Regions from separate parts of the Homo sapiens genome. Here region 2 is linked to region 1. The links are chromatin loops, found by intact Hi-C in ENCODE. Cell type or tissue: HepG2. All regions are shown on one strand. Each heading gives the region's core, and the rest is flanking DNA. Links, peaks and the distances in the headings are about the cores only.

Region 1 (16,121 bases), core at 4,519-12,518:
GAGTAAGTGGGCACCACCTTTGGAGAGAAGCCGACTGGCCACAACCTCTTTTTGTGGTGGGTATATTAGAATCGTAACAAATTTTATTTATGAATGCTTTTTTTGGGTTCATGCAGTGGCTCACGCCTGTAATCTCAGCACTTTAGGGAGGCCGAGGCAGGAGGATCCCTGGAGCCCAGGAGTTCGAGATCAGCCTGGACAATATAGTGACACTTCGTCTTTAAAAAAAAAAAAAAAAATTAGCCGAGCATGGAGGTGTGTGCCTGGGATCCTAGCTACTAGGGAGGCTGAGGCAGGAGGACTGCTTGAGCCTGGGAGGTTGAGGCTGCATTAAGCTATGATGGCCACAGCACTCCAGCCTGAGTGACAGAGTGAGACCTTGTATCTAAAAAGAAAAAAGAAAAAAGAAATGGAATGCTTTTTTGGCTTCAAGCAACTGAAAACCCTACTAAGGGCCTTAAAATGAGTCTATTTATTTTATATAACAGAATTCTAAAGGTGAGTGGTGGCTAGTGTTGGTTCTGCTGCTCAAAAATCCATCCAGGGCCTAGGCATGTTCTGACTTTCTACTCTGCTATCCTCAGACATAGCTTTTTATTTACTTCTGTGCTTATTCCATCTGTCCCTTTCATCAGGAAAACAAAAGCTTTCCCAAAGCCCCCTACCAACCTTCCACTTTAATTTCTTTGGCCCTAACTGTATCATATGCTTTACTAAATGCAGAGGAGGCTAGGCAAGCAGATGCCTAGCTTCACCAGCCTCTTCAGGAGTGAAGGGGAAGGGAGAAAGGGTTGGAAGTGGTTGTTGGATTAGCCAACAAATGACATTTGCTAAGGACAAAAGTGGAAAGATGGGATCATCAAGCATCCCACGCCTCTTCTTTTTATATGAAACTAAAGTTCAGTGACTTGCCCAAGATCATGGAGCTAGAACAAGACCTGACTGTTGATCTGGAACTTTCCTTACTTCACGCTCCTACCATGTACACATTGTCATATAGAAATGTAAATTAATTTTTGTCATTATATCCCAGATAATAAGAAGTAGAGACCATCCATCTTATCTGAAAGTAAATGAGTAGCCCCCAAGTAGTATGTGACTTTAATTCCTGCATCTCCAAACTTCACCTTGCTGAGGTTGCCATCTCCAAGCTACCCCTGTGGGACAGGCCTCTCTAGGTGTGGCTGGGTCCCTAGGAATCAATCAACAACAGAACAACAACAGCACATGCCGCTGCCATCAACACAGTGGTAAATGTGTCGGGGGAAGGGGCCCATGAAGGTAAAAGTACCTTAGACCAGCCAGGCATGGTGGCTCACACCTGTAATCCCAGCACTTTGGGAGGCTGAGGTGGAGGATTGCTTGAGCCTAGGAGTTTGAGACCAACCTGGGCAACATGGTGAAACCCCATCTCTACCAAAAATACAAAAAATTAGCTGGGTGCGGTGGCTCATGTCTGTGGTCCCAGCTACTCAGGAGGCCAAGGTGGGAGGATCGCTTGAGCCCGGAGGTGGAGGTTGCAGTGAGCCGAGATCACACCATTGTACTCCAGCCTGGGTGACAGAGGAAGACCCCGTCTCAAAAAAAAAAAAAAGTACCTTAGACCACAAAAGTCACAGTGTGGCCTAGGCAGTGTGAATTACAGCTTAGGTCTGTCTGATTTTCAAACTAGCACACTTTTCCTAAGATATTCTTCTTTGCTAAAGGGAGAAAGATAGCTTTCTATTTATTTCTGCATATGTTTTAATTTTCCTCTTCCTGCTGGCCTTTTACCTCCTTGAAATAATAATAAAGTAATCCTGAGAATGTGGTGTGAGGTATTCACCGCTATGCCTACTTTGTGCCTCGTTGGGAATTGCATGCTCAGCTGAGATGTCTTTACATATTCAGTGTCTCTTGTCCTTAGAAACCATCTCCATCCGCTCATTTGCAGTTTAAGCATCTCCATCCCTACTACTGTGCTTATACCAACTCTAGAAGAGGATAAGACTCACCCCAGCTGGCCTTGTGGCTTGTTAGATCCTTGACCTTACTTTCTTTGGATGGTTTATTTGTAAGACCTTTCATTTTGATTTGCCAGCAAAATGAGCATGACTAGCAGCCACTCCCCATTCTTAGTGTGTTTTTATAGCCCTAAAAGGGCTGATTTAAGAAATGGTTTGACTCTCAAGGAAAGTTACCTGATCAAGGACACAGGCCTCATTACATGTCCCAGCTAAGGTGTGGCCTTGGTTTCAAAGAACAGCCAAAGGAAAATGTGGAAGAAGGAAACCCAGGCTTGGAGTGTATAAATTCTTAATCTCAAAAGATATTGGAGTTAGAAGGGATTCTAGAAAACATCCAGTGATATGGTTTGGCTCTGTCGCCACCCAAATCTCATCTTGTAGCTCCCATAATTCCCATGTGTTATGGGAGGGACCTGGTGGGAATTGATTGAATCATGGGGGTGGGTCTTTCCCATGCTTTTCTCGTGGTAGTGAATGGGTCTCATGAGATCTGATGGTTTTAAAAACGGGAGTTTCTCTGCACAAGCTCTCTCTTTGCTTGCCGCCATCCACGTAAGATGTGACTTGCTCTTCTATGCCTTCTGCCATGATTGTGAGGCCTCCCCCGCCACGTGGAACTGTGAGTCCAATTAAACCTCTTTCTTTTGTAAATTGCTCACACTTGGGTTTGTCTTTATCAGCAGCATGAAATCAGACTAATACATCCAGTTACAACCCATTGTTTTATAGTTGAGGAAACTGAGGCTGAGGGAGGAAAAAAGATTTAAATTCTTACAGCTAGTGAGGGCCGAACCGGGGGCTCTTTCTCACCCCCAGTTCTGTTCTTCCTTCTTTGCATACCATTCAACAATCATCTGAGGCCCAGGGGACTGAGCTGCAGTCTGCTCCCCAGGGCAGTCTGGGAGCAGCTGGGGGCAGCTGCAGTAAGGGCTGAGTGCCCTGTTGTTTGCTCAAGGGGCTGTGTCTAATAGGAACTGACATTGGAGAATGTCTAAAAGGATGAGGAAGATTTTTTCTGATAGAAAAGAAGGGTAGTTTAGGTCACATTGTGTATTAGTCTGTTTTCACATAACTATAAAGAACCACCTGAGACTGGGTAATTTATAAAAGAAAGAGGTTTAATCAACTCACAGTTCTGCATGGCTGGGGAGGCCTCAAGGAACTTACAATCACGGCAGGAGGCAAAAGGGGAGGCAAGGCACATCTTACATGGTGGCAGAAGAGAGAGAGAGAGAGTGAAGGGGAAGGTGCCACACTTTTAAACCATCAGATCTCATGAGATCTCACTCACTATCGTAAGAACAGCACGGGGGAAATCCGCCCCCATGACCCAGTCACCTCCCACCAGGTTCTTCCCTCAACACATGGGGATTACAATTTGAGATGCAATTTGGGTAGGGACACAGAGCCAAGCCATATCACATTGTAAAGTTTCCCCAATGATAGAATGCTTTTTACTATGTAAGGGGAATTATTAGGTGCTTTTGAGTGAAGGAGGCATGACTGAATGATTAAATAAGAGTAAGGGCTTTGGGGTTCCACAGACCTGGGCTCCTGTCCTGTGACTTGTCACTTCTACCTGTGTGACCTCAGGCAATCTGCCTCCCCTCCTCCAGCCTGGCTTTCTCCTTATAAAATGGGGGTCATATTGGTACTTACCTTGTCAGGTTGAAGGAGAGTTAAACAAAGTCATAGGTACAGTATACTTAGCATGGTACTAGGCACCCAGAAAGCACTCAGTGCATCTTAGTTGGTGGGGTTATTCTCTACCTGCCCCTGTCCCAGGCATTCTTTTGCATTACCTAAACCAGACTCACCCACCCCACCTCCCAGGGTATTTGGCCTGGGGACAAAGGCCACCCTATCTCCACGCACAGCAGAATGAGACCTGCAGCCCATTTTCAACACATGCCTGGAGTGCTCACCTTATTGGTTTGAGGAGCCCTGAGATTGTTTTTTGAGTGTGTTGTCATTCTGTACATGATAATAGCGGTAATAGCTGGCATTTGTGTAACCCATTATAGCTTACAAAGCATCTTCACATACATAGTTTATTTGAATCTCAAAACAACCCCTTGAGATGGATATTTCATTCCCATCTTATCTCTGAGGAAAATGAGTCTCTTGACTTCCTCGGGTGTCATGATGTTCAGATTCCAGATCTCAGGCTGGGCCTTTCACCGAGGGTCAGGCTCACCTTGGAAAGATGTGATTTAATCTATTTCTCTGGAAGATCCCCAACCTCCCATTTCCTAAAGATCTTCCTTAGCATCAAATTCTGGGATATAGAATTTCCTTTCACCACTCACTTTTTCTGAAGCAAGAGTTTTTTCATTCACAGCCCAGGGGGAGTTTCAGAGAGTAACTTCTCCTTTCAGCTAATAACTCCCAATAATGGGAGGTCACAGGGCTCATCTTTCCCTACCAGACGTCCAGAGGATAGCAGAGGTCAGCTCACTGCCTCTAGTCACAATTATCTTGTCTAGACAAGATAAACATTCACACACAGGTAAGCATTTGCAAGGTTAAGTTTTACAAAGTAAGAAATACATGTAAAAATGTACCCATTCAGGAGCTGAATGGAGACAGCAGCCCTCTTGCCATCTGGAATTTAATTGTTCACCCCTCACCTTTTTTTTTTTTTTTTTTTTTGATACAGTCACTCTGTCACCCAGGCTGGAGTGCAGTGGTGAGATCTTGGCTCACTGCAACCTCCGCCTCACGGGTTCAAGCAATTCCCGTGCCTCAGCCGCCCAAGTAGCTGGGATTACAGGCACGCGCCACCATGCCAGGCTAATTTTTTGTATTTTTAGTAGAGATGGGGTTTTGCTATGTTGACCAGGCTGGTCTTGAACTCCTGGCCTCAAGTGATCTGTCCACCTCAGCCTCCCAAAGTGTTAGGATTACAGGTGTGAGCCACCGTGCCTGGCAACCCTCTCCTTTTTTTTTTTAATCAAGACTTTAAAAATCATGATCTTTTAAATAATTCAATGTCCCTCATTTAAAGATCTGGATGAGAATCCTCCCAGTCCTCCTAAGCAAATTTTGTATGTTCCTTTGCTTGCTCTTTTTAGCTTCCAATATTGCGCCTGGTTGAATTTTCAAAATTTCTCTTAGATTTTTTTCATCTTCTGATTCCATTCTCTCATGTAATTCCAAACTGTGATGCTGGAGCAATCTTTGTCTAAATCCTGTGTGGTCTCTGGATGAAGTTAAAGGGCATCTTGGTGACCTTCCTCTCCTGGAAGCCCTGTTCTGTGGCACACTGGGAGTTTGCCTGTCTCTGCACGGAGGCAGTCTGATTCCTGCTCAGTTTGATTAATTCCTGACTTTACCATATGAATTCTAAATGAGCTGAAAAGGCTTGCATGATGATTGGTCAGATTCCCTCAATCTTTTCTTGTTCCAGGTTCCTATGCAGGGGCAGTGGTTGCCATGCCCCTGGCTGGGGTGTTGGTGCAGTACATTGGATGGTCCTCTGTCTTTTATATTTATGGTGAGTGATTTGACTTCACAAGTTCACATGTGACTCATAGAGATGGTATTTTACTGCATATGGGTTTGGCTCAGAGTTCATTACATCAAAATAGAGATTACTAAAACAAGTTTATTGTATAAATGGAATACTTTATCTATGATTTGATTAATATTTATATTAAAGTTGACCTAAAAAAATAAGTAGAACATTGTCTTTCTTTAAATACCAGTTAACAAGAGGAACGTCAACAAAATACTTACCCCTAGCTGAACATACTGCCATTTGGAAATATTGTAAAGATCCTTTTGTAGTTCATAAATGTGATAATTGGGTGTTCACGTGCATGTATGAGATGTCTGAGTCCCTCAAACCTTGTTACAACATTGGTACATTACCCATTTTACCTGAAAAAAATATATATGGTAAAAATTGAAAAATTTAGAAACGGAAGAAAATGAGACCATATAACCCAGCCTTTTCTTTTTTAACTGCAGGCATGTTTGGGATTATTTGGTACATGTTTTGGCTGTTGCAGGCCTATGAGTGCCCAGCAGCTCATCCAACAATATCCAATGAGGAGAAGACCTATATAGAGACAAGCATAGGAGAGGGGGCCAACGTGGTTAGTCTAAGTGTAAGTATAAAAAGTCAGATGAAGACTTACCTTTTTTCATAAGTGATTGTGTTGCCTTCTTACAGAAAAAATGTCAATATCTTTACTAAAAATATCATGGTATTTTTACTCCCTAGAAATTTAGTACCCCATGGAAAAGATTTTTCACATCTTTGCCGGTTTATGCAATCATTGTGGCAAATTTTTGCAGAAGCTGGACCTTTTATTTGCTCCTCATAAGTCAGCCTGCTTATTTTGAAGAGGTCTTTGGATTTGCAATAAGTAAGGTAAACACACAGATGCTCCAAATATTTTTGAACTTTAAATCTCTTGATTCTACAGAGAATAACTTTGTATGATAAAATAATTAAATTGCTGATCATAATTCATAACAGTTCTGTGACACCTAATAGCCTGGCTGTCAGACAAGTTATACATTCTATGCATAGTATGCATAGCTGTTTAATTTCTTCTTAGCAAGGATCAGAGCCGTATTAAGCTGCTTTAAAGATTTATGTTGTACCCAATCTTAGAGTGTTTTTGAAGCTAGCTCAAGGACGGCATATTAGGCAAGGATAAAAAGATTTGAGGGTGTGGGTTTTCTTTTTTTCCTGTAAGCTACTCAGTGAGTAGCAGTAAGAACCTTACCATTCATTTTGCAGAACACCCCTTCTCCATAATGGTGGCTATAGCAGTAACAATCATTGCTTGCAATGGGTTAGAAAGAACCTCTTTCTGCCAGGCGTGGTGGCTCACGCCTATAATCCCAGCATTTTGGGAAGCCAAGGCTGGCGGATCACCTGAGGTTAGGACCAGCCTGACCAACATGGCAAAACCCTGCCTCTACTAAAAATACAAAAATTAGCTGGGCGTAGTGATGCACACCTGTGATCCTAGTTACTCAGGAGGCTGAGACAGGAGAATCACTTGAACCCAGGAGGCAGAGGTTGCAGTGAGGCGAGATTGCACCACTGCACTCCAGCCTGGGCAACAGAGCAAGACTCTGTCTAAAAAAAAAAAAGAAGAAGAAAAAATAAACAGAAAAAAAAGAAAGAACCTCTTTCAATGCTCCCAGACATTATCATCAAGCCAATTGTGTTTTAGGGAGGAAGGGTGTGGATAGTGAATCATCAACCATCATCATAAGATAAACCTCTTTCCTACAAGGGAAAGAACAGCAGCCGAGCAAACACAAATGTCTGCCTAGCTACAGATACTGTCAGAAGTGACCATGGAAGAGCTGGCATAATCATGAAATGGTGGCTGTCATCAGTCATCAGTGCTCACTGGGTGCCAAGTGCTTTATCTCCCATGTGCCATGCCCTCTGTGATGAATAAAAGTCATCGCTGCCCTCAAGGAGCTTCCAATCTGGTAGAGGACACAGATAGGTCTAAAATCATTCGCTCATTCATCATTTATTTATTATGAAATTCAGGCCTACCCAGCTCCCACATAATTAGATGCTTAAATTTGGTGGTGGTAGGTAGGGGGGCTGTGGAGTGGAGGTGGGCAAGGGAATTAGGGAGGCCCCTCTCTCAGAAATAATGACAAACTGCTTACTGTTTCTTTCCCTTCCAGGTGGGTCTCTTGTCAGCAGTCCCACACATGGTTATGACAATCGTTGTACCTATTGGAGGACAATTGGCTGATTATTTAAGAAGCAGACAAATTTTAACCACAACTGCTGTCAGAAAAATCATGAACTGTGGAGGTACTGTGGATTTCATAGATGGCTTAGGCAGCTTTTGTAGAATTAGGGTAAACTGAACTGCAGAGCATATATTAAGAAGTGACATTTAGTCATTGGAGTGGATCTTAAAGACCTCTAAGTCTGTCCCTCAGCAGACACTTGAGTGTTGTCCATCACAGTGCTGCCAAGAGGTCATCCAGCTGGGACCTTTCCATACATCCTTCCACATTTATTGTTTGCTTATGTAGTTTATTCCCTTCTCTGCTTACCTTTCTACCTATCCATATGTTTTGGTAAGAAACAGAAGAAAAGTAGTCTTTCCTCCTAGCCTATGCTTGTGCATGGGATATATGCACACACACACACACACACACACACACACACCATTCTCTTTCTTGATTTTATTTAGCTCCTGCTTTATGTTTTAATTTTGTAAAGACAAAGTGAATGTTAGGTGATTTCCCAAAAGAGGTAGGCGAAAGTAATTGTGAACCCCTACAATGTTCATGAGTGCTTTTTAAAAAACTCATCTTTTTTGTTTAGCTTTTAAAATTAACATTTATTGAATGCTTTCTGTGCCAGACACTAAGCTAAATCTTCTACATACATTATTTTATTTAATCTTCATAACCACCATGTGGAGCAGGTACTATTACTATATGCAATTTGCAATGAGGAAACAGAGGTAAAATAAAGGGACTTGCTCAAGTAGCAGATCCCTGCAAGGTATCAGGTAGGCCGGAGCCTACCGCCAAAGCTCTTAGTTTGCGGCTACCCCTCTGGAGGACTAGTCAGGATGAGCGAGCAGGAGGTAGAGGATAGCGCCACCTATGGGCAAGAGCTCACAACTGTGATATTAAGTTGAAAGGGACGGATTGCGTATGCTCTGACAGATAGCTAGGTCTGGCACATTTAGAAGTGAAGACTATACCGAGGGACACAGGAGCAGGCATGATCTGATCCCATAGCATTTCGGGAAGAAAGCCTAAGAGTCTGTTGGCACCTGTTCTCCCAGTTCCTTGACTGCTGGTCCCAGGCAGGGATGTGTGGGCCTGACCTTAGCTTGAACTTTCTTGTAGAGGACTGAGGGTTAGCGGATATAGGCCTGCTATCTGGTGGGCAGGAGGTGAAGCTCTGGGACATTGCATTCAAGTCCTCTCCAAGAGAGCTGTAGCAGCTAGAATAATGCCCATGTCCTAATCCTCAGAAGCTGTGAATATGTTTCCTTACATGTCAAAAGGGACTTTGCAGGTGGGATTAAATTGAGGTTCTTGAGATGGGAGTTTATCCTGCATTATCTAGGTGGGCCCAATATAATCACAATAATCCTTATAAAAGGAGGAAGGAGGGTCAGAGTCAGAAAAGAAGATGTGATGGTGGAGGCAAGAGTCAGAGTGATGCAGCCACAAACCAAGGAATGCAAGCAGACCCTAGAAGCTGGAGAAGACAAGAAGAGATTCCGCCATAGCACCTCTAGAAGGAATGCAACTCTGTAGGCTGCTGCCTTGACTTTAGCCCTGTACCATTTTGGATTTTTGGCCTCCAGAACTGTACAATAGTGCAGAGAGTATTTTAGAGGTGACATCTAATCATTGGAATAGATCTTAAAGACCCCTAAGTCTATCCCTCAGCAGATACTTGATATTTGTGTTGTTTTGAGCCACTGAGTTTGTGGTAATTTATTACAGCAGCAAATGAAAACTAACACAGCGGTAGGCAGGGTGCAGTGGCTCACTCCTGCAATCCTAGCACTTTGGGAGGTTGAGGCGGGCAGACCACTTGAGCTCAGGAGTTCGAAATCAGTCAGGGCAATAGTGAGAACTTTTCTCTATTAAAAAATAAAACATTTATAAAATGAAAACTAATACAGTAGCCAAAGCCTCACCCTTCTAATGATAAAATTCTGCTCCAGCTGAACAGCCCTCACCCAAGCCCTGAACATATCTTTCTGTCTCTGACTTTGCCCACTCCCTTTCTCTTTCCCTGTGAGTTCTCACCTTCACCTCTCAATCCAGTCCTCTCTATACATCCAGCTCAATTCTTCTCCTCTTATGTTTCCTTAAAGCCATGCCATTCTCCAGTGATCCCTCTGAATATGTCCACATGGCTAGATTGGCAACTCATCATGTGGTGCCTTATTGCAGCTCTCTCAGGAAAAGATTTTAGGCAGAGGGAATAGTATGTGCAATGACCCTGGGGCAGGCAGGAATGTGGCCTGTGTGAGAATAGAAGGAAGGGGAGTCAGAATGGCTGAGTGACGGGAGACGGGATCGGGATGTTTTTCTAGGGTCAGATCATGGCAGGCCTTGTCGGCGTATGCAGAGCTTGGGTTTTATTTGAAGTACATTGAGATGCAGATGATTTAAAGCACGGAATGGATATGATCTCATTTTTTTTTTTTTTTGAGACAGAGTCTCGCTCTGTTACCCAGGCTGGAGTGCAGTGGTGCAATCTCAGCTCACTGCAACCTCCGCCTCTTGGGTTCAAGTGATTCTCCTGCCTCAGCTTCCTGAGTAGCTGGGATTACAGGCATGGGCCACCATGCCTGGCTAATCTTTTGTATTTTTGTAGAGACAGGGTTTCACTATATTGGCCAGGCTGGTCTCAAACTCCTGACCTCAAGTAATCCGCCCGCCTCGGCCTTCCAAAGTGCTGGGATTACAGGCATGAGCCACCTCGCCTGGCCTTGCTTATTTATTTTTAATCTGGGGAATTATGCAGGGTACAAGAGTAAAAGAAGGGAGACCAGGTAGGAGGTGATTTCAGTTGTCCTGTCTAGAGAAGATGGTGGCTTAGACAAATGAGGTGGCAATGGAGATGGAGAGAGGGGGGTCAATTTCTAAATTCTCAGAGCCAACAGTTCTCATCTTTAAATTACATAATAATATTTACTTCAGAGGATAGTTATGAGAGTTAAATGATACAACGTATGAATGCACCTAGTGCGGTGTTCAACCTATAAAAAGTTCTCAACAAATGTTAATGCTGCTTTTTTTCTCCTATGTTCAAGACACAAAAAACACAGAAGTTTTTCAAAGAGTTCTTTAACAAATATCTGTGATTGTATTTCCTTTGGACAAAAAAATGTACTTCTAAACTGGCAACTTTAAATAAGTTTCTGGATTTTAAACACTACTTGCACAACCTCTTCTAAACCCAGATGCATTGGATATTCTTGAGCATATTTTGTGGGAATGTCTTGTTCCTATTTAATTCTGCCCCAGTACCTCTGCTGTTTCTCCATAATTGGTGGTGATTATGTTATGTTGTGGTGATGAGAACTTTCAAAGATGTTTAATTGCTAACAAAGTGCCTGTTGAGAGGAAATAGTTTTTTTTCTGCAGAAACTAGAAGGCATATGTGGAATCTTTCTGCCTCATCTCCCATCTTTAAAAAATACCTCTTCACATGGCTTTTCATGTTCATATATATATATATTTTTTTTGTTTGTTTGTTTTGTTTTGTTTTGTTTTTGAGATGGAGTCTCGCTCTGTCACCCAGGCTGGAGTGCAGTGGCGTGATCTCAGCTCACTGCAAGTTCCGCCTCCCAGGTTCACACCATTCTCCTGCCTCAGCCTCCCGAGTAGCTGGGACTACAGGCACCCGCCACCACACCCGGCTAATTTTTTGTATTTTTTAGTAGAGGCGGGGTTTCACCGTGTTAGCCAGGGTAGTCTCGATCTCCTGACCTTGTGATCCACCCACCTCGGCCTCCCAAAGTGCTGGGATTACAGGCATGAGCCACCGTGCCCGGCCATTCTTTTATATTTTGACATAGTAGGACCAGTGAGTTATATATAGAAAATAAAATTTTTAAAAAGACCATAATGGTCCCACTTTTTCTGCTTAAATACAGAGATGCTAGAGCAGAGATAACTACATGAAAACAAAGTTTTGTGCCATCAGTGAAGAATGCAGGTTGATTTGGAAATGATGAAGCACTGGTATGATCTTCCAGAGAATTTTGGTTGGCTTTTTGGTTTCCTACTAAGAAATATAGAAGGCATTTCTCATCTGAGAAGGATCACACATATCTTGGAGCCTGTCATCTTTTATTTCCATAGATTTTAATATGCCATTAAAATCATTTAAAGCAAAACAGATCACTTAAGACATGATGTTCAATTCATTCTGAATCAGGGTCTACGTCTATGATGCTTAAAGACAGATGCCAAATTCTTGTCCTGCCCCCTCTATAGAACATGCAAAGTGTAACTGAGGTCAAAAATTCTATTCTGGCTGAATCAGTTGCAAGTGTGAACTTCAGATTATTTTAATATGAAATAAAATATTTCTTAGGCCTTTAAGTCCTAGTTTTGTTTTTCTTGTCAACTCTAAATAGGTTCAATTTTAAGGATCTCCTGATTACCCCTAAAGTTGAAATTTTATCCTTAAGCTCCTGAAACATGCAGCCCTGTCTCTAGTATTTTAACTGTCAGTAGAAACCATTTAGGCTCTTAAATGCTTTTTTTTCCACTGGCAATCTGCTATTTGGCCAAAATTTTTTTTCTTACAGATGAACTGATGTATCATTTGTAAGTTTTATTCTTTATACAATGTCATCATTCTAATTCTTTGGGGGAATTGACTTTCTGCATGCTTCTGTTCAGAGTGTAAAAATAAAAGAAGTTTCAGCCAGATGCCTTGTTATTTAGGATAGGCACTTCTAAGACACATATAGTTAGTATATGAAACACTAGCTATTTTTCCCTATGTGTAGTCTTAAATGTTGAAACAAAATTAAGAACAAGTAGCAATGATATAAAGCCTATAGTTTTAAAAGTAAGACTTCCCTAATTACATTTCATCCTCTTTAGAAGCCATTTAAAACAATTATTAGTTCTTGCCCTTCTTTATAGTAGTGTTGAAGAAATAGGTTCAAAAAGGTAAATATTAATAACTTAACCATCATTTACGGTAAGTACTTCAGCTTGTGAATCTTATTTTCTTCTTTCTGGGTCCCATTTCCTTTCCTTTGCATTAATTCATTAAACGTTATGTATGTATGTATGTATGTATGTATGTATGTATGTATGTATGTATGTATGTATTTAGAGACAGAGTCTCACTCTGTTGCCCAGGCTGGAGTGCAGTGGTGCAATCTTGGCTCACTGCAACCTCCACCTCCCGGTTTCAAGTGATTCTCCCGCCTCAGCCTCCTGAGTAGCTGGGATTACAGGCACATGCAACCATGCCTGGCTAACTTTCATATGTTTAGTAGAGAAGGGGTTTTGCCATGTTGCCCAGGCTGGTCTTGAACTCCTGACGTCAGGTGATCCGCCTGCCTCGTCCTCCCAAAGAGCTGGAATTATAGGTGTGCACCACCATGCCTGGCCAAACGTTATTTATTGAGTGCATACTACATGCTAGACAGACTCTGTGTTAAATATACAGTTTTGTGGGAGAGGCAGAAACACAAATGAAAAGTTACAAAGCAATATTGAAAAGTTCTATAAAATGATGAGAAGGTGATGTCAGCTTCATTGGTTGAGGGTAGGGAGAGGGTTGTTAGGGAAGCTTTCTAGAGGAGGCACTATTTAATCTGGACTTTAAAAATAGTAAGATTTATCCAGAAAAAGAGAAAATGATGAGAGAAGAGTATCCCAGGTAAAGAAACAATGTGTGAAAATATGTACAGGCATGAGATAGTATTGTGTGGTTAGAAAACAGCTAATAGAGGAGTATGTCTGTGGCACAGAGGGCTATCCACAGAATGGGGGCAGTAAGCAAAGAGATGAGGGCTGGAAGAAGATGAAACTGGAACAGCAGGAGGTATTCATTATAGAACACTATACTCATGATATGGAGCTCATGACAAACACGTTAAGCACAGGAGCAAATAATGAGGTGTGTGGCTTAGAAAGACAGTGGTATTGAGAATGCATCAGAGGAGGACGAGTTGGGAAGACTACCAAAGTGGCTTATTGTGGCTGAGCATGGTGGCTTAGGCCTGTAATCCCAGCACTTTGGGAGGCCAAGGCAGGCAGATCACCTGAGGTCAGAAGTTGGAGACCAGCCTGGCCAACATGGGGAAACCCGGCCTCTACTAAAAATACAAAAATTAGACTGGGCGTGGTGGCTCACGCCTGTAATCCCAGCACTTTGGGAGGCTGAGGTGGGTGGATCACGAGGTCAGGAGACTGAGACCATCCTGGCTAACACGGTGAAACCCCATCTCTACTAAATATATAAACAATTAGCTGGGCATGGTGGTGGGTGCCTATAGTCCCAGCTACTCAGGAGGCTGAGGCAGGAGAAGGGCACGAACCCGGGAGGCAGAGCTTGCAGTGAGCCAAGATCACGCTGCTGCCCTCCAGCCTGGGTGACAGAGCAGGACTCCATCTCAAAAAAAAAAAAAAAAGTTAGCCGGGCGTGGTGGTGGACTATAATCCCAGCGACGGGGGAGGCTGAGTCAGGAGAACCACTTGCACCCGGGAGGCAGAGGTTGTAATGAGCTGAGATTGCACCACTGCACTCCAGTCTGGGTGACAGAGCACGACTCCATCTCAAACAAAAGAAGAAAAAAAGGTGGCTTATTGCAGTTTTCCTGGTAAGAGGTCACGGGGCCTGGAACTAAAGCAGTGACAGGGGAGGGGAAAGTGGCAGTTGCACTGGACAGATGTTTCCGAGGCCAAACCTGCAGATTTGTATATGAAAGCTCAGGCAGGAGGAGAAGTCCAAGGTAGTTCTGAAGTTTCTGCATCGGACTTCTGGCTATCATTTGTTGAGCTGTGCCCATGTGCCACACTCAGTACCTCATATACCAATTTCATTTACTTTTCCGATACCTCACAAGGCTGTGGTACTATCTCCAGCTTTTGGATGAGGAATCTAAGAGGTGTAGTAACTTGTTCAAGGTCACAAAATTAGTGATTTTGAAGTGGAAAGTGAACCCATACCAGTTTGACTCTAAAGATTGGGTTCTAAACACAGAATATGGAAGATTAATTTAGAGGAGAAGAAAGCACGTGGTGGCGATGGTTTGGTGATGGTTTGCTTGTTTGTTTAGGAGTAAAAAAATAGGGGAAGAGGCCAGGGGTGGTGGCTCATGCCTGTAATCCCAGCACTTTGGGAGGCTGAAGTGGGCGGACCACCTGAGGTCAGGAGTGGCCAGCCTGGCCAACATGGTGAAACCAGCCTGGCCAACATGGTGAAACCCCAACTCTACTAAAAATACAAAATTAGCTGGGCGTGGTAGCACATGCCCATAATCCCAGCTACTTGGGAGGCTGAGGCAGGAGAATCATTTGAACTTGGGAGGCAGAAGTTGCAGTGAGCCAAGATCATGCCGTTGCACTCCAGCCTGGGTGATAAGAGCAAGACTCTGTCTCAAAGAAAAAATAAATAAATAAATAAATAAAAATAGGGGATGAGAGAATTGATTTGGGCATGTTGCCTTTGAGGTACTGTAGAACAATTGTGTGGAGATGTCTGGAATCAGCAGACAGTCTCCAAATGAAGCACCACTAATTGTCTCTTCCCCCTCCTAAGGCACTCTATATACTTGGAAATGATATTTATATCATTTTTCTGTCTGTTGTCAGCTGAACTTTTTTTTCGGGTGAGAAGGAACTTCTTCATAATTTCCTCATTCTTTTTATTTTTTATTGTGCTAGACTCACTTATTCTGAATGAAAGGAACAGAAAGTACTTTTGTTCTGCAATATTTTCTGTGCAAAATTCTCATGTATTGTTTGTTTTTTTTTTTTTTAAGAGGCCTGAGAGCTTGGTGAACTTTGAAATAGAAAAATTTTGACTTTTGCTTTACAAGGGGTGAAGTGCTGTTTTTGTTTGTTTCTTTGTTTGTTTTTGTTTCAGATATTTGCTACAGTTTTCTGGTTGCTTTTGGCAATAAATATTAGAGTGTTGTCATTTTACTTTTAAGGGAAAGGCCATAACTAGTCAAAGGGGAATCATTACCACAGTTATATAGTAGAGTTTTAGTATTTAACAATGGCAGGGACAGCTACCCATGAAGCAACTAATAATTAACATCCCTCATCTCAGGAGCATCATTGGAACCTATTGGGACCGTGTGGTGTTCAAGGTGCACCGCGATAATGTTAGAAAGTTTGTGAACACCCAGGGAATATTAGCAAAGTCATGTAGTCATGAAAGTCCTGGGTGGCATTGTAAGCACTGTACCAGAATGTAGGTCTGTGGAGGAACAGAAAACCAAACACTGCATTTCCCCACTCATAAGTGGGAGATGAACAATGAGAACACATGGATACAGGGAGGGGATCATCACACACTGGGGCCTGCTAGGGGGCAAGGGGAGGGACAGCATTAGGGCAAATACCTAATGCATGTGGGGCCCAAAACCTAGATGA
Region 2 (16,121 bases), core at 4,430-12,429, 70 kb after region 1:
CCAATAAAGCAGTTTGTGAATATTTTCTTTTTAAAGGGTTCTAATCATTAGCACTGGCTGTCCAAGTTCTGATGAAGCTTCAGCTCCATTTTTCATCTGTCCGTAGAAGAGTTTCTCCACGACATGGACCCAGGGACTTCAGTGAGTCACTTAAAATAGGTTGATTTCAGTCACTTAAAATAGCGTGATGGCTCACGCCTGTAATCCCAGTGCTTTGGGAGCCTGAGGCAGGAAGATCTGTTGAGGCCAGGAGTTTGAGACCAGCCTGGGTAACAAAAAACTTAAAAATTACCAACAAGGGCCGTGTGCGGTGGCTCACACCTGTAATCCCAGCAGTTCAGGAGGCCGAGGCGGGCAGATCATGAGGTCAGGAGTTCGAGACCAGCCTGACTAACATGGTGAAACCCCGTCTCTACTAAAAATACAAAAATTTGGCGTGGTGGTGCATGCCTGTAATCCCAGCTACTCAGGAGGCTGAGGCAAGAGAATCGCTTGACCCTGGGTGACAGAGGGAGGTTGCAGTGAGCCGAGATCATGCCATTGCACTCCAGCCTGGGCGACAGAGTGAGATTCCATCTAAAAAAAAAAAAAAATTGTCAACAAAAAATAAAAAAAATAGCCAGTCATGGTGGCACAGACCTGTAGTCGCAGCTGCTACTTGGGAGGCTGAGGCAGGAGGATTGCTTGAGCCCAGGAGTTCGAGATCACAGTGAGCTATGGTCATGCCACTGCACTCCAGCCTAGGTGACAGAGCAAGACTGTCTCAAAAACAAACAAAGAAAAAAACTCAGCTGACTGCAGGGGTGGATGGGGCTCCCATATGGCTACTAGCTTCTGGAAGATTTCATATCTAGTGGGGTATGCCATTTTCTTCTCTTCAATGTTTTTTACCACACATTCTCATGTGATATTTCAGGTGGATCCTTACAATAACCCTATGACATAGGAATTCATTCCCTTCTATTATATATATTTTTTGTACGAAGAAACTAAGGTCCCAGAGATTGACTTGCCCAAGGTCACATGATCAGACCCAGAGTTCAGACCCAGGCCCCTGACCCTAACGTCCATGCTTTCAACACCACCCCTACCATGTTACCTTTAGGTCTTGGAAATTTTGTCTGGTTCTGAGAACTCAGTTTCTGGAGGGTTGTGGCGTCTAATAAGAAAAAAGAAGTTATTAAAGGCTCAGCCACCAAGCACTTTCCAACAGATTGATTCCATGTTGGGACAAAGACTCACACTCACAGCCAAGCCTGAGCCAGTGGGGACAGAGGCCAGTTGGATTATCCATGCTCTTTCTCTTTCTCTCTCCTTGTTCATTTCAGTGTCCCCTTCGTGGCCACCGTTTGTGAAGTTGAATGCCCTGACACTGTACTCTGACTGTAGTGCTCACTCAGGCCTCAGAGTCTGGCATAGACCCCTCCCTTGATATACCAGTATTCAAAGTTTGGCTGTTTTGTTTCCTGTTTGTTTCAGGATCTTACAGTTCCTGACCTGTTGTGAACTAATTCACTGAACAGGAGAGGTGAGGAGTGCAGATGTTTAACTGAAAAGAGAGAATCCTGGAAAGGGCAAGGAAGTCAAAATATTAATAAAAATAATAATTTCTATGGATGCAAATCTTTTTTGGCAGGATGGCCTTTCTGTTATATTTGTAATAATATACCAGAGTTGATCACTAACAATATGATAATGACTTCTATCCCTATTTTATTCAGCAATTAATTAAAATGTCCCAGTACTGATAAGCATTTCACAGAATAAATATTTTGATCTCACTTTCCCTGGGTTGATAGTGGAGTACAGGATAGGGTAAAGACTATCAGCTTTGGAGAAAACAAACCTGTATTTAAAGCCCCTGATTTGTCTCTTTTGCATAAGTCTTTGTCTCTTTGCCTGAATCTCTCAGGCTTAGTCTCCTCATTTGTTAAAGGAAGATAATACTGTCTAGCTCCTAACTTGTAAGGACTAAGTGAAAGAAGCTTTCTTTCTCCCAGTGCTGCCCTGGAGCCAGCTTACCCTGGTTCATGAGAGTCAACTGTTAAACTTTCAGGGCATTCTGAGCTGGTTGTTGTTAAACATAGCCCTTATCAAAAATTAAATTATATAAACTTATAATTAAAGACATTAAAACAAACAAAAGTAATAAATACTCAAAACTTACCATGCCCTAATTATTTTGCTATTTTACGATCGTCTATGCTCTTGTGGTTATTTATGCCTAGTGCATCTGTGTGGTGGCGTATAATGGTGTGCCAGTTTGCATTCTCCGCAAGTCCATTGTTAGGTGACTTTACATTGGTAGTTTGAAAGTGGCCACAACTAGAATATTTACAACACAAAAAAATTTACAAATCAAGACCTCATTTATTGTATTATCTATTGTCTAAGGCAGGCCTGTTCAACTTTGGCACTATTGACATTTGGGGCTGCATAATTCTTGGTTGTGGAGGGAGAAGCTGTGCATTGTAGGATATTTAGCAGCATTCTGGCCTCTCCTTACTAAATGACACTCCCTTTAAGTTGTGACAACCACAACTGTGTCCAGATATTGCCAAATATGCCTTGGGGAGCAGAATTGCTCCTTCTCTCCATTGAGAGCTACTGGTCTAAGGAGTTGGCAAATTAAGGTCAGTGGGCAAAATTTGGCCCGTGGATGTTTATATACAGCCCTCAAGCTAAGAAGTTCTGCATTTTTAGAGGATTGTAAAACATAACAGAGACTAGATGTGGTCTGCAAAGCCTAAGATATTTACTTTTTCGCCCCTTAAAGAAAATGTTTGTTGACCCTTAGTCTTAGTGATAAAGAAACTGTTAACAAAGCAGATTAAACTTAAAAGAGCTTCATGTTAGTAGCTGTTACATTGTGAAGAACACACACAATACTGAAGAAATGTTCTTCGGTATATGAAAGAACAGTTTCCAGTATATGAAAACTATTATTTGATTCAGCAAAGAAGCTACTCACGTCACCAACGAACAAGTGAATTTCCAACATACGTAAAGGTGGAACTCAAAGAGGGTTCAGTTTAACAAAAATAATTTGTGTGAAAATCATAGTTTAACAGTAGATCACATATAACATTTCAGTACGATATTTATATTGGAGAAAGGATTAGTGGTCTGGAATGCGATTCCATTTGTCAAACCATGGTTGAACGGCAACCATAAGTTGGCTATCAATACAAGAGTTCAGCAAAACTCAATGAAAACATCCCAGTTGACTCACTGGCTACATGGAATTTACAATATACAGAAACTGTATATTTATTATTATTTGTAAAACATGTGTTACTTACCTGTTCTATCAGTAAAATTTAAAATAAATGTTTATATGTATATATTCACCCACCTCTCTGAGAACTGGTTGTTAATCACCTACCAGCACACCACTGCTCCCACCTCCTGTTCTATCCCGATTTCTTTGTTCCTCCCCCACATTCTTCCTTGAAAGACATTGTCCTTCTCTTTATTTAATGGGATTCTCCAACCTCTCTCCTGTCTCAGAGCCTTTGCTGCTGTCTTTTCCTTACCCTGAAATGCTCCTTTTTTTCCTTCTCAACACCTTTCACTCCCAACACATCAGAGATCCTTCCATCTTAGCTAAAACATCACTTTCTTAGAGGAAGCCTTTCTAAACCCCTCTGACATGGTGAGGGCTCCCTGATAAATACAGTCGCAGAACCCTGTGCTTCTCCTTCATAACATGCTGTCACAAGAGAACTTATAAGATTGTCTGTGTAGTTTTTATTAATTGTCTGTCTCTCACACTAGGCTGTAAATTGCATGACTGCAGGAACCATATCATTTTGTTCACTGCTGATTTGCCAGTGCTTAACAGACTGTTTGGAAAATATTAGCTGCTCAGTAAATGCTTGTTCCTTTTCCCCTTCTTTCTTTCTGTGCTAGTTAGAATTAATCCCATGAATAGAGAGCACATTTTCTGTTTGTTATGATTAATGGAGAGTATTTTATGACACCCTGAACTTTTCCATCTTATCACATAACACAAGTGAATGTTATTCATTCTTTATATGATTTACTTTATTGTTATGGTTATTGCTGTTATTATTTTGCTGAGTGTCCCTTGTTCATGGGATGGTGAGCTTTCAGAGCTTGGGTTTTGGGTCTCTCCTACTCAGCACTAGCACATTGCCTGGGGCATCCAGTTATCAGGGACACAGTGGTGAACAAGATAGGTGTAATCATCTATTTATGTTCCATATAGTGAGAGAGACATGAAACATGTCCATGTATGCTAAGTGGTGCTCAGTGCTTAGTGCTACAGGGTAAAATAAAGCAAGGTAAGAATGAGAAGAGAGGCCAGGTGCGGTGGCTTACGCCTGTAATTCCAGCACTTTGGGAGGCTGAGGCGGGAAGATCGCTTGAGCTTAGGAGTTTGAGACAAGCCTGGGCAACATAGCGAAACTCCATCTCTACTAAATACAAAAAATTAGCTGGGTGTGGCGGCACGTGCATGTAGTCTCAGCTACTCGGGAGGCCGAGGCAGGAGAACCGCTTGAACCCGAAATGCTGAGGTTGCAGTGAGCCAAGATCATGCCACTGCTCTCCAGCCTAGGTGATAGAGCCAGACTGTGTCTCCAAAAACAAACAAACAAAAAAAGGAATGAGAAATGAGAAGTGATATCCTGTACTGGGAAGAGAAATGGCATTGTATTTGGTGTGTCCAGGAAAGGCCTCTCTGGTAAGGTGAGTAGAAACCTGTAGCATGCAATGGAAGGTCTCTGGGCAAAAATCAATCCAGGCTATGGAACAGAAAGTACAGGGGCCCTGGGGAGAGAATGTGCTTTATGAGTTCAGAGAACAACAAGGAGGCCTCATGACCGGCGTGAGTGATAGATGAAGTTAGAGCTATGTTGGGATGGGGTAGGATTCAGGGTCATTTAGATCCTTGGGGTCACTGTAAGAAGTTTGGCCATTACTCTGAGAGAGATGAAAGCCTGTGGGGGTTTTGAGCAAAAGAACGACATGATCCTTTGGTTTTGGTAGGATCACTCTGGCTGCCATGCTGGGAACAAATGACAGAGTGCAAGCATGGAAATAAGGAGGCCACTTAGGAGGCCATGGCACAAACCCAGGTGCAAGAAACCTGGCATGGACCAGAGAGATGACAGTGGAGGTGGTGGGAAGGTATCAGATTCAATACATATATTGTGAAGGTAAAACTTAAACATTTTCTAATGGATTGATTGTGTGGTGTGAAGAGAAGAAAAATAATTGTTGAAATTTTTGAATGGGCTCTTATGTCATACCCAGCACTATGTGCTACACCACTGGAGATCCAAAAGGATGGGAAATACATGCCACCCTCAGGGAGTATCCAGTCCAGTGGGCAAATACGATTGTCAGTGTGAAGGCCCAGAGAAAATAATAACAGCTAACCCCTACACAGCACTTTCTGTGTGTCAGGTACCAGCGCTTTGCATAGATTAATTCATTAAATCCTTGCAATAACCTCATGAAATACATAGTAATTATATCTTTATTTTACAGATGGGGAAACTGAGACAGATGTTAAGGAAAAGCCTAAGGTCTAAGGTCACACAGCTTGTAAGTGGCAGAGCTGGGATTTGAACCCAGCCGGTCCAGCGCCACAGTCTGTGTCTTCAGTCATTGTCTCCATCTCTGCTGGAGAGAATGAAATCACAGTACAGGCTCTTATCATCCAAGAAGAAATGGGCTTGGTGTCACATAGAAGTCACACAGGAGTCCCTCAGGCAGCCCAGAGCTGCAGAGTGCAGTAAGTGTCAGTGCAAACTCTCTTCAAAAGAAAATGTACAGGCCTGGGGTGACCCTCTTCCTTGTGCCGAAGGGGCTGGAGGATGCACCATAGTACATTGGGAACCCCCAGAAGTAGGTAGGAAGTAGGAGCCTGTAGGACCTACAAAAATGCTATTTTATAAGAGAAGCAAAATATAACATTTCTAACAGGTTTGAATGTAGATCTTCTACTAGCTGACCTTGTGACGGGAAACAAATGACACACATCACAGATGGGAAATGCACACATCACATACACACACACACACACACACACACACAGGTGCATGTGCAGCCATGCTGCTTTGGGAAGTTGTTTCTCAGCTCACTCATTGATTGCGTTAACAAAGAGTTACACAATGCTTTTTCTGTGAGAGGCACTGTGCTAAGACAAAGGGTAGATACAAAGACAAGTCTGCTACCATGCCTGGTTTTTGTAAAAGAGATAAAACAAGTAGAAAACTATAATATATAAGGTCAGAGGATTTAAGGGACAGCAAGGAAACTACAAATAAAAGATCAAGGGAGTTGGGTGGGGAGAATAGGGGCAGATGAGGAATGGGGCTGGCTTCAGGGAGAACTCTGCTTCTGTTCCACGCCTGGAAGATGTGTGGGTGTGAAAAGAAAGTAACTGAGGTAGAAGGAAGAGCTTGTGCAAAAGTGTGGAGGCGGGAGAGCTTGGTACAGGTTGGCAGAGGTTGGGATGTCTGAAGGGACAGAATGTGAGAAAATCCTAGAGACATTAGGGCTAGATCTTCAGGTGTGGAAGGGGTTCTAAATGTCAAGCATTTTGTGTTCGTTTTTTAGGCATAGAGAGTGCATTGGGGATTTTCGATGAGGGGAGTGCCTAGCAAGTTGCTGGGTACATAGTAGGCTGATAATCAATCAATGATGGTTCAACTAATGAAGGAGAGAAATAATAATTGCCACAAATTATTGGGTGATTGCTATCTGCCACACACTTTTCTAAACATTTTCACTACTCATGTAATTCTCACCACAGCCCATGAGATGGTTTCTCCATATCCATTCTACAGATGAGGAAACTGAGACTCAGAGAGGCTAAGTGTCTTGCTCAAGGCTGTGACTAAAGAGTGGGCATCTAACCAGAGCCTGTGCTTCCACACTGCTGTGCAATTTGGAAAACAGAAGAAGGGGAGAGAAGAAAAAGGGGTTGTGGGACCAATGTCATCCAGAAAGGAAGCTATGATAGGCCCAAAGTAGGAGAAGAACAATGTGGGTTGGAAATAAGAGACATTCCAAAGATGCAATCAACCCAAATCTGTTATTATTTGATATGGGTGGCTGGGCAGAGGGAAGGGTCAAAAAGGCTCCCAGCTTCTAGTTCAGTCCCGGGGAAGTGATAGAGCTATTCAAAGAAGTTGTAGTGAGAGAGAGGGAAGATGACAGTTTGGTTTTAGTTGATGTGTACAGAAATACGGGTGCCCAGGAGCCCACAAAACGGCCAGAGGAGAAATGCTTTCAAAGGCAAGCTGCAGGGCTCCTTGGTTTTGTCACATTCCTCATTCTGGGGCTTTGCGGTTTTGTCTTGGGAATCTCGAGGCTCTCCCAAGGTTCCTTTCTATGTTTATATCATTTAGCAGGGAAGGATTGTTAATGACTAATCTGTGTCCATGAGGCACAGAGCCAAGGAAGAGATGCTGCTGCTAGCCCAGAAGGCCGCCTGTGATCATGCACAGTACACTGGAACTCTCTCCTCCTCCTCACCTCATTGTCTCCCCGACTTATCCTAATGCGAAATTGGATTCTGAGCATTTGTAGCAAAATCGCTGGGATCTGGAGAGGAAGACTCAGTCCAGAATCCTCCCAGGGCCTTGAAAGTCCATCTCTGACCCAAAACAATCCAAGTAAGTACCTAATTCCTTTGGGAGTGGGTTGTGTATCTCACAGCAACAGAGAAAAAATAGTCACTTAAAAGTTTCTCTTTGACATCTGTAATGTATGTCAATAAATGAATTCTAAGTTAGTAGAGTTTGATGTAAAGTCCTGAAAATTAAAAAAGAGAGAAACTAAAAAACAAAAAGAAGCAGAAGCAAAAGTTAATGAGTCTTAACAGTTGCTTACCTATTGAAAACTTATTTAGAAATACTCTTTTAACATTGTGGTCACCTGAGTAAATCACTGGAGATAGTGCATTTCAGAAATGTCTCCGTTCTGATTCCATAAACAATTTGACTTGTATAGTGTGCTATATTTTGGTGATTTATCAAATCTTGATGTGAGTTTGGGAGTATTGCTAATGTCAGATGACTTGGGAACTAAGAATAAGACATTTAACCTATGCTTAATTGAAATGAAATTTTTCCCTAGAAGAAGAGTAGGTGGAAAAAGTCTTCTTTCTTGACTTCAGTTGTAAACTCTTCTATTGCTTTCCATTTTGAATATTAATATGACAGGAAATATCAGATGGAAATATTTTTAAAAGATAGAAATGTGAGTATGACGAAGAACTTTAGTAATAAAATTGTCCAAGGACTAAATTTATAGATAAGATACCTCTTTGTCTCCTTATTGACAGAGTGAATGGGGCAACTGTGGAGCCTGACTTACTTCTTTTAATTGGGTTTTTATTCAGAAGGGAGGGGCAGGAGGGAATGACAAGTGACTCACCTTGAATTCTTCCTCTAAGAAACTCACACCTGAGCTTTGAGCTATAAAGAAATCTGATGCTGTTTCTGGTGCTGTCTTAGAATCACTTCAGGAGTATTGACAAGAGGGGTAGGAACCCTTAGAAATAATATTAGTGATAAATAAGAAGGCAGGAAGAAACTTTTGGAGGTGATGGATAGGTTTATGGTATAGATTGTGGTGATGATTTAATGAGTGTATGCCTATCCCCAGACTCATCAAAGTGTATACATGGAATATGTAAAGCTTTTATATGTCAGTCACACCTCAGTAAAGTGGTTTACCTATCTATCTATCTATCTATCTATCTATCTATCTAAATTTTTTTTTCTGTTCCTAAAAAAAGGAAGGGAGAAGAGAGGAAAAGATGTTCAGGGAGCTACCATTTTGTTTCTAGCTGTGATTTTATAAAATGATAGACACTTTTATCTTTGTGTTACGTTCCTACCCCCAGTCCTCCAAATTATGGATCTGTGCCATTTGTACCGTGGACTTTTCTGTTTTCTGAGGATGTTGCAACAAATACTGATGCAACTCCTGGTTAACTGATAAAGTACTGGCCAGGGACAAAGCTCTCTTGTCCTGAGACCCTTCCTCAAGATTTGCAGCAATTTCCCACCACGTACCTCTGCCCTCTCCTCACAGCTGGAGAGGGAAAGTCATGGAATCCTTGTCCTTCCTCTTGTTTCCACCTCTTCAAGATTGGGCCAATTGCAATGGAATATCCATTGGTTGTGAGGCCTTTGTACTCTGCAAGGAAAAGAAAAGAAATGTGTGTATGTATGAGTGTGTGATGGAGCTAACTTTTCTACAATGTCTACTAACATGTCCTAGCCTTTACTTCATTCGCCTGTTTCCTTCTCACAAAAACCCTGTATGGGAGTTTTTCTTTACTTTTTATTATTATTTTTTTGAGACAAAGTCTCGCTCTGTCTCCCAGGCTGGAGTGCAGTGGCGCTATATCGGCTCACTGCAGCCTCCACCTCCCGGGTTCAAGCGATTCTCCTGCCTCAGCCTCCTGAGTAGCTGGTACTACAGGCGTGCACCACCATGCCACTATTTTTTGTATTTTTAGTAGAGACGGGGTTTCACTATGTTGGCCAGACTGGTCTCGAACTCTTGACCTCAGGTGATCCGCCCGCCTCGGCTTCCCAGAGTGCTAGGATTACAGGCGTGAGCCACTGCGCCCAGCCAGGAGTTTTTCTTATACTCATTTTACAGATGAGAAAACTGAGACTCAAAAAATACAAGTGACCCGTCCACAGGCAGATAGTTAGGAAGTAGCGGGACCTGAACTTGAGGGCGGGTCTTTCTGACTCCAAAGCCTCTTCCTGGCTACTCTGATATTGGCTATTGGCGGAGGCTGGGAAAACTTGAAATGGGGAATGATCGGGGAGCGGCGAGGGGGGACCAGCCGTTAAGCATTCCAGCCTGACAGGGGTGATTTGTTAAACCCAGGAACTAGTTAGACGTTTCCTGAAACCTCCTGCATAGGGCATTTTCGAGAGATTGCACCATCAGTAGGGAAACTGGAAAGTTTGGAGCACTATTTGTTTTAACCCAGAGACCAGTCTAAGATAGCTGGGTGAATATTTCCGTTATCAGCGTTTTAATTAAAGACCACAATGAACTCTCCATGCTGCTGTGATTAGGGACATCTTAGAGAGGAGCTCAGAACTGCTGTGGCTCACAGTCTCTGGATTATGAATGCCATGAGAATGCATATCATGATGTGATAGATTTTCAAAGGCTCACATTGTCATTAGGTGGGTGCATAAAGGACAGAAAAGGTTCTTTACTTCATAGAAAGAGATTTCCCTTCCCTTTGCTCTCAGTCTCATTTTTATCTTAGTCTCTAGCAACACAGATTATAAAGGGGAATAAAAGAAAATAGGAACAAGCTAGATACAGTGATGAGTGCCTGTGATCCCAGCAGCTCGGGCGGCTGAGGTGGAAGGATTGCTTGAGCTCAGGAGTTCAAGGCTGCAGTGAGCTATGATAATGCCACTATACTCTAGCCTGGGTAACATAGAGAGACACCACCTCAAAATTTTTTTTAAAAAATAAGAAATAGGAACAATTTTCCTCCCAGGTATTTTTTTATTGTCACAGTAGTTTCTACCAGTGAAGATGTAGCTAAAAGGCATCACCATACGAGTGTCCTTAGTCACCAAGCTGTATGAGGAGGCAAAAATCATTATTACATACAAATATTCATCCTTCTGTCTTTTCTCTCCCTTCTCTCACCCTGCTCTGGAATCCCCTAACCCCTTTGCTCTTCACAGTGAATTATTTTCTCCCTCAGTTTGCCCATTTCCAATTTTGGCCATAAAAGAACATCTACTATTCCTACTCTCTCTGCTTTGTAAATTGGTGATAAGATGACACTAATATAATGCAACTTGATTGCAAAGTAAAATTGCAAATATTGCACAGGAAAAAAAATAAGATTTATTCTTTGTTAGGATTAAGAAATATAACAGGGTTCTGGTGATTAAAATAAATAAGTATAAATATAAAATAAATTTTTATTAATTTTCATTTTTTAATATAAAATCCTAACAAAACTTTGAGATTTTGCTTCCCATTTTAAAGAGATTTAGATGACCTTTCCCAGGTCTCAATGAACCTGAGACAACCTGGGTCTATTACACTTTAATTAATGTTATTAATGTAAAGAAAAGGAGAAATGGTATGGCTTTGCATTTTCAAGTCCTGTAGATATATTTAACACAGTTATCTGGAAAACATGGTAAATAATGTAGTTGTGCATGGAGAAGATAGTCCTGCTGTGGGATGTTGCTGATTAGAGAAAACAAAAACACTGCTCTGGGCTGTGACTGTTCCTAAGCAGAGAGCTATTTGCTGCCATGTCCTAGAGAGTTATGGAAGCTGCCAGTGTAGACGACAAGTTGATACCAGCCTGGGGCTTAAGGAGCAAAAGCTGGTTGCCATCCAGAATTTGCAGGGCAGAGACAGGACAAAGAAATGTCATTCCAAAGTGGTCATGTAAAAGATTCTTGCTCTCCTGGAGTCCCGACTCTGAATCTGAGGCTATAGCTGGGCTTCAGGGGGCCAGGGTCACTTAAGACTACATTTAAAAATCTATGCATTTTACAGAGAATTTTTAGGGCAGTGAATTCATTCTATATGATATTACCAATGGTGGGTACATGTTATTATACACTTGTCAAGACCCATAGAATACACAACACCAAGATTGAGCCCTAATGTAAACTATAGTCCTTCGCTGATAAAGATGTGTCAGCATAGGTTCATCGATTGTAAAAAAATGTGCCACTCTGGTGCTGGTTGTTGAAAGTAAAGGAGGCTGTGCATGTGTGTGGGGGGTGGGGGAGAAGACGTATATGGAGGCTCTCCATACATTTTGTTCAATTTTATAGTGAACATAAAATTTCTCCTAAACATTTATTAATTTAGAAAAATATCTGTATTTTGTGTATGTCTTTCCTAGAGAGAGGTTTATAATTTTTGTTGAAGCTCAAAAATGCTGCACAATCCTAAAATTGTTTTAAGAAAATGAAGCAAACCCTTCTTTTCTGGAGAATCTAAATATACCTGCTTATAGCATCTGATTATATAATTGGCAAAGTTGAGGACAGGAAATGATACCCTAGGAGACTGACATATCTTAATGTAGTCATTGTGTTAAAAGTTTCAACATTATGAATAAGTCTAAAATATTTTTTGACCTTCCCCTAGCCCTATTCTCCTCTACTTCACTGTTTCAATGTTAATACATATCAAAACACTTTAATCTTGTTTAACCACTTCCTAATAGTTGATACTATAGAGCACAGTTCATTTAGCCATTCCACTGTTGATGGTTTTTTAGGTGGTTTGCCCTCTTTCTGCATTAGAGGCAATGCTACAATGAACATCCTGGTGCATACCAGCAAAGATTTCTCCAGGAAAGATACCTAGGAATTAAAATTGCACTTTATTTTAAGATACACTGCTAAAGAGCCCTCCAAAAAGACTAAAACCTATGCCCCCACTAGCAATATGTGAGAATGCATATTTTCATACACTTTGAATATTATCAAAGTTAAAATTTTTTGATAATCTCATAGGTGAAAATGGTATTTAGTTATAGTAATATCCATTTTCCTAATTATTATTAGTTTCAGATATTTTCTGTGTTTACTGGCCACTTGTGTTTCCACTTTGGTGAATTTCCTTTTTGTATCCTTTGCCAATTTCTCTCTTGGGTTGTTTATCCTTTCTGTTTTTATTTATAGGAATCGTTTATATATTGTTTGTACTAATATTTTTGGTGTTATTTATGTTGTAAATATTTTTATCCATTTTTATATATTTAGCTTTGTTTGTGATGCCTTAACCTCTGTCTTACATTTCAACGTTCTCAAATGTATTCTTTTCCTATTTACTTCTTATTTAATAAAGTCCTTCTCAATCCCCAAATCCATAAAGATCATAAATATATTTTCTCCCAATAATTTTATAATTTTCAGTCTTTAATCCATCTGAGATGTATTTTCCAAGAATGATTCATAAAGATGTCTTTATTTTTACCCTCAAAGCATAGGCAATTTTCTTGCCACAATTTCTTGAATAGGTCATCCTTCTTCCACTGATTTGAGCTGAGTCCACTAGCTACAGCATAGACAACTATTTAGGGTTGCTCAGAACACAGCATGCTATTTTCCCTTCCTATAGCCATCCCTGTTGCGTGTCATTTTCCTAGCCTAATGCCTATTCCTTCAAGACTAAGTTCAAGAATCAACCCTCCACGCTCAGAAAGATTTCCCTCATTCTCCTCACTATACCCTTGTTTAAAACTCATCAATTACTTCCATTTAGAAGAAAATCCAAACTCCTTACCATGGCCAACAGGCCATACAAGAGCTGCCTACTCTCAGACCTCATTTCCTATAGCCCCTCCTTGGCTCACTCATTTCCAGCCTCACTGGGCTTGTGTTGTTCTTCCAACACTCCAAGCCCAGGCCCTTTGCTTTTGCTGATCACTCTGCCTGAACTTATTTTCCCTTTGTATGACTTACTCATTCTTGTCCTTCACATCTCAGTTCGAATGTCCACTTTTCAGAGAGCTCTTCTCTGATTGCCCTCTCCAAAACTGTGTTCAACTACAACACTCTATACTTCTCTTTTACTTTCTTATTATCCTCATCAGAAATCCTATTATTTGTTGACTTGTGTATTATTCACTTATCCCTCTAGAATGTAAGCTCTTTGTCTTACCACTGTATTTCTAAAACCTAGACCGAAACTTGGTATGTAGTAGAGAATTAATGAATATTGGATGAATGAATGTCCCTGCTTGTGCTCCTGATGGCACCTGTGCTTAGCTCTGTTGTAGCAATCCTCACACTACTACCATTGGGTTTTTCTTGCCTGACTTTTCCACTAAGCTTTCTGAAAAATCATTATTTTTTACTATGTCTAGTGTCTGTCAATAAATGTGCACTGACAAAATAAATGAGTGAATGAATGGGAAATTGATGTTGAGATGCCGTTTTTAAAGAGTAAGTACCTTATCACACATAGCTAAAGAGACCAACTGACACATCCACCGTACTAGTGGGAAATCTTAGATCTATAAGTTTAGAAACATTTCTATCTTCCAAGTTACCACAGGAGACAGTGTTACTGATTGTTTCATGATTATAAACAGGACCCCCATCTTCCCACCTCCTATGGGAATTTTCTTATTGTTCTTCCAGTTTCCACTAACCAGTCTCCTCACTGCCCTTCTAGCCTCAGATCATCCCCCAATCCCAAAGCCCAGGCCATATATGTTAGCGGTTTTTTTAGACAGCATCTCACTTCCAGGTACTGATTTCTATACCAGTCATTTATGTCTTTGTAACAACCATCCCAAAGCTTAGTGGCATAAAACAGGAATGATCCATTAATTCTCATAGTTCTGTGGGGCGGCTGAGCAGCTTCTCTGCTGGTTATGCCTGGGTTCACTCATGTTGCTCATTCAGATGTGAGTTCAACTGGAATGAAAGGACTGAGATGGCCTCACTCATGTCTGGGGTCTTGATGTGGCCGTCAGCTGGGATAGTTGGAAGAGCTGGACTTCTTTCTCCATGAGATTTTTAAATCTGAGATATCTGCAAACAGTATGGCAATCTCAGGGCAGCATTCTTTCTTAGATATGGAAAACAGAAGCTACAAGGTCTCTTAAAGCCTGGCTTAGAAGTCCCCAACCTCACTTCCACCACATTCTGTTGGTCAACGAATTTATTAGACCAGCTCAGGTCCAAGGGCTAGCGAAACAGACTTTGTGCATTGATGAGAGGTGTGGCAAACTCACATTGTAAGAGCGTGTGGAAAGGAAGCAATTGTGGTGGCCATCTTTGCAAACAATTTCCATGAGTAAGAGGCATAATATTTCAAAGATCCAATTAAGTATTTGAAAAAAAAAATGACAAGTTAGTCACGGAGAAAGCATTCAACAAATAGCTTCTTGACCATTTTGACTAATGTACATAATGCGAAAAAAGAAAAAACAAACTTTCCTGATTATGAAGAGTGAACATTAAGAAGACCAAACAACCACAACAACAAAACTATTCCTGGTAGTTCTGATGGAAGAGAATTAACAACGGGAAATTCGCGAGATTAATTAAAACTATTTCCGGCCCAGCATGGTGGCTCACTCCTGTAATCCCAGCACTTTGGGAGGCTGAGGTGGGCAGATTGCTTGAGCTCAGGAGTTCTAGACCAGCCTGGGCAACATGGTGAAATCCTGTCTCTACAAAAAATTAAAAAAATTAGCTGGGGCTGGGCACGGTGGCTCATGCCTGAATCCCAGCACTTTGGGAGGCCGAAGCTGGCAGATCATGAGGTCAGGAGATCGAGACCATCCTGGCTAACACGGTGAAACCCCATCTCTACTAAAAATACAAAAAATTAGCTGGGCATGGTGGCGGGTGCCTGTAGTCCCAGCTACTCGGGAGGCTGAGGCAGGAGAATGGTGTGAACCCAGGAGGCGGAGCTTGCAGTGAGCCGAGATGGCACCACTGCACTCCAGCCTGGGTGACAGAGCGAGACTCCATCTCAAAAAAATAAAAATAAAAATAAATAAATAAATAAATAAAATTAGCTGGGCAAGTGGTGCATGCCTGTAGTCCCAGCTACTTGGGAGGCTGAGGTGTGAGGATTGCTTGAGCCTGGGAGGTCAAGACTGCAGCGAGCTAAGATCGCACCACTGCATTCCAGCCCAGGTGAAAGAGAGAGACCCTGTCTCAAAACAAACAAACAAACAACAAAAACCCTGAAACAAAACAAAACAATTTCCTGGGGTGGTCAACTCATGTATAAAATGGTTCCCATGGGGAGACTGGAAAGCCTATGCTTAAGAGATTTCCAATAAAAATGGTTACCATTCACTAATTAGTCTACATTGTGGGGAAGCAGACTTAGTTGTTAGATTTCTTTATGTGACAAAAAAAAAATCCTTCTTCGGCTCTTGTGTGTATTGTGTTGTATGCCTCTATTCACTAATTTCTGTCCTATGGCCTAAGCAAGACTGATTCTAAAGGTGGTTATCTAGTAAGGTATATTATTCATTCACTCATTTATGTATTAGTTACTTTATTTATTCATGCAACCATTTGTTCATTTACTCAATTAACAAGAATTTATTGTGCATCTAAGATGTACCTGGCTGGCAT

What was found. A loop is a pair of places that touch in the nucleus more often than their neighbours do. Peaks named below come from ENCODE experiments on the same cell type or tissue, not always from the same donor. Only the 100,000 strongest peaks of a DNase experiment are listed, where the experiment ranks them.
Region 2: it touches region 1 in a loop (5-fold over the local background); 2 of 110 quality-filtered maps call a loop at or near these places.

The regions. Positions count from the first base shown.
Region 1 is chr12:100,396,362-100,412,482 of GRCh38, forward strand. SLC17A8 (solute carrier family 17 member 8) reads left to right here. Exons shown (of 12, transcript NM_139319.3): 5 at 1-56; 6 at 5,416-5,502; 7 at 5,979-6,118; 8 at 6,235-6,384; 9 at 7,677-7,809. It overlaps LOC124903108 (small nucleolar RNA U13), which reads left to right and starts at 5,784; the gene lies at 5,784-5,889. In HepG2, for the core only: a CTCF peak has its summit at 8,606 (motif pointing left); a DNase peak (open chromatin) is centred at 8,610.
Region 2 is chr12:100,466,408-100,482,528 of GRCh38, forward strand. NR1H4 (nuclear receptor subfamily 1 group H member 4) reads left to right here and starts at 7,459. Exons shown (of 11, transcript NM_001206979.2): 1 at 7,459-7,652. In HepG2, for the core only: no CTCF peak of the experiment used is centred there; DNase peaks (open chromatin) are centred at 6,134, 7,464, 8,954 and 9,864; H3K4me3 peaks cover 5,346 bases.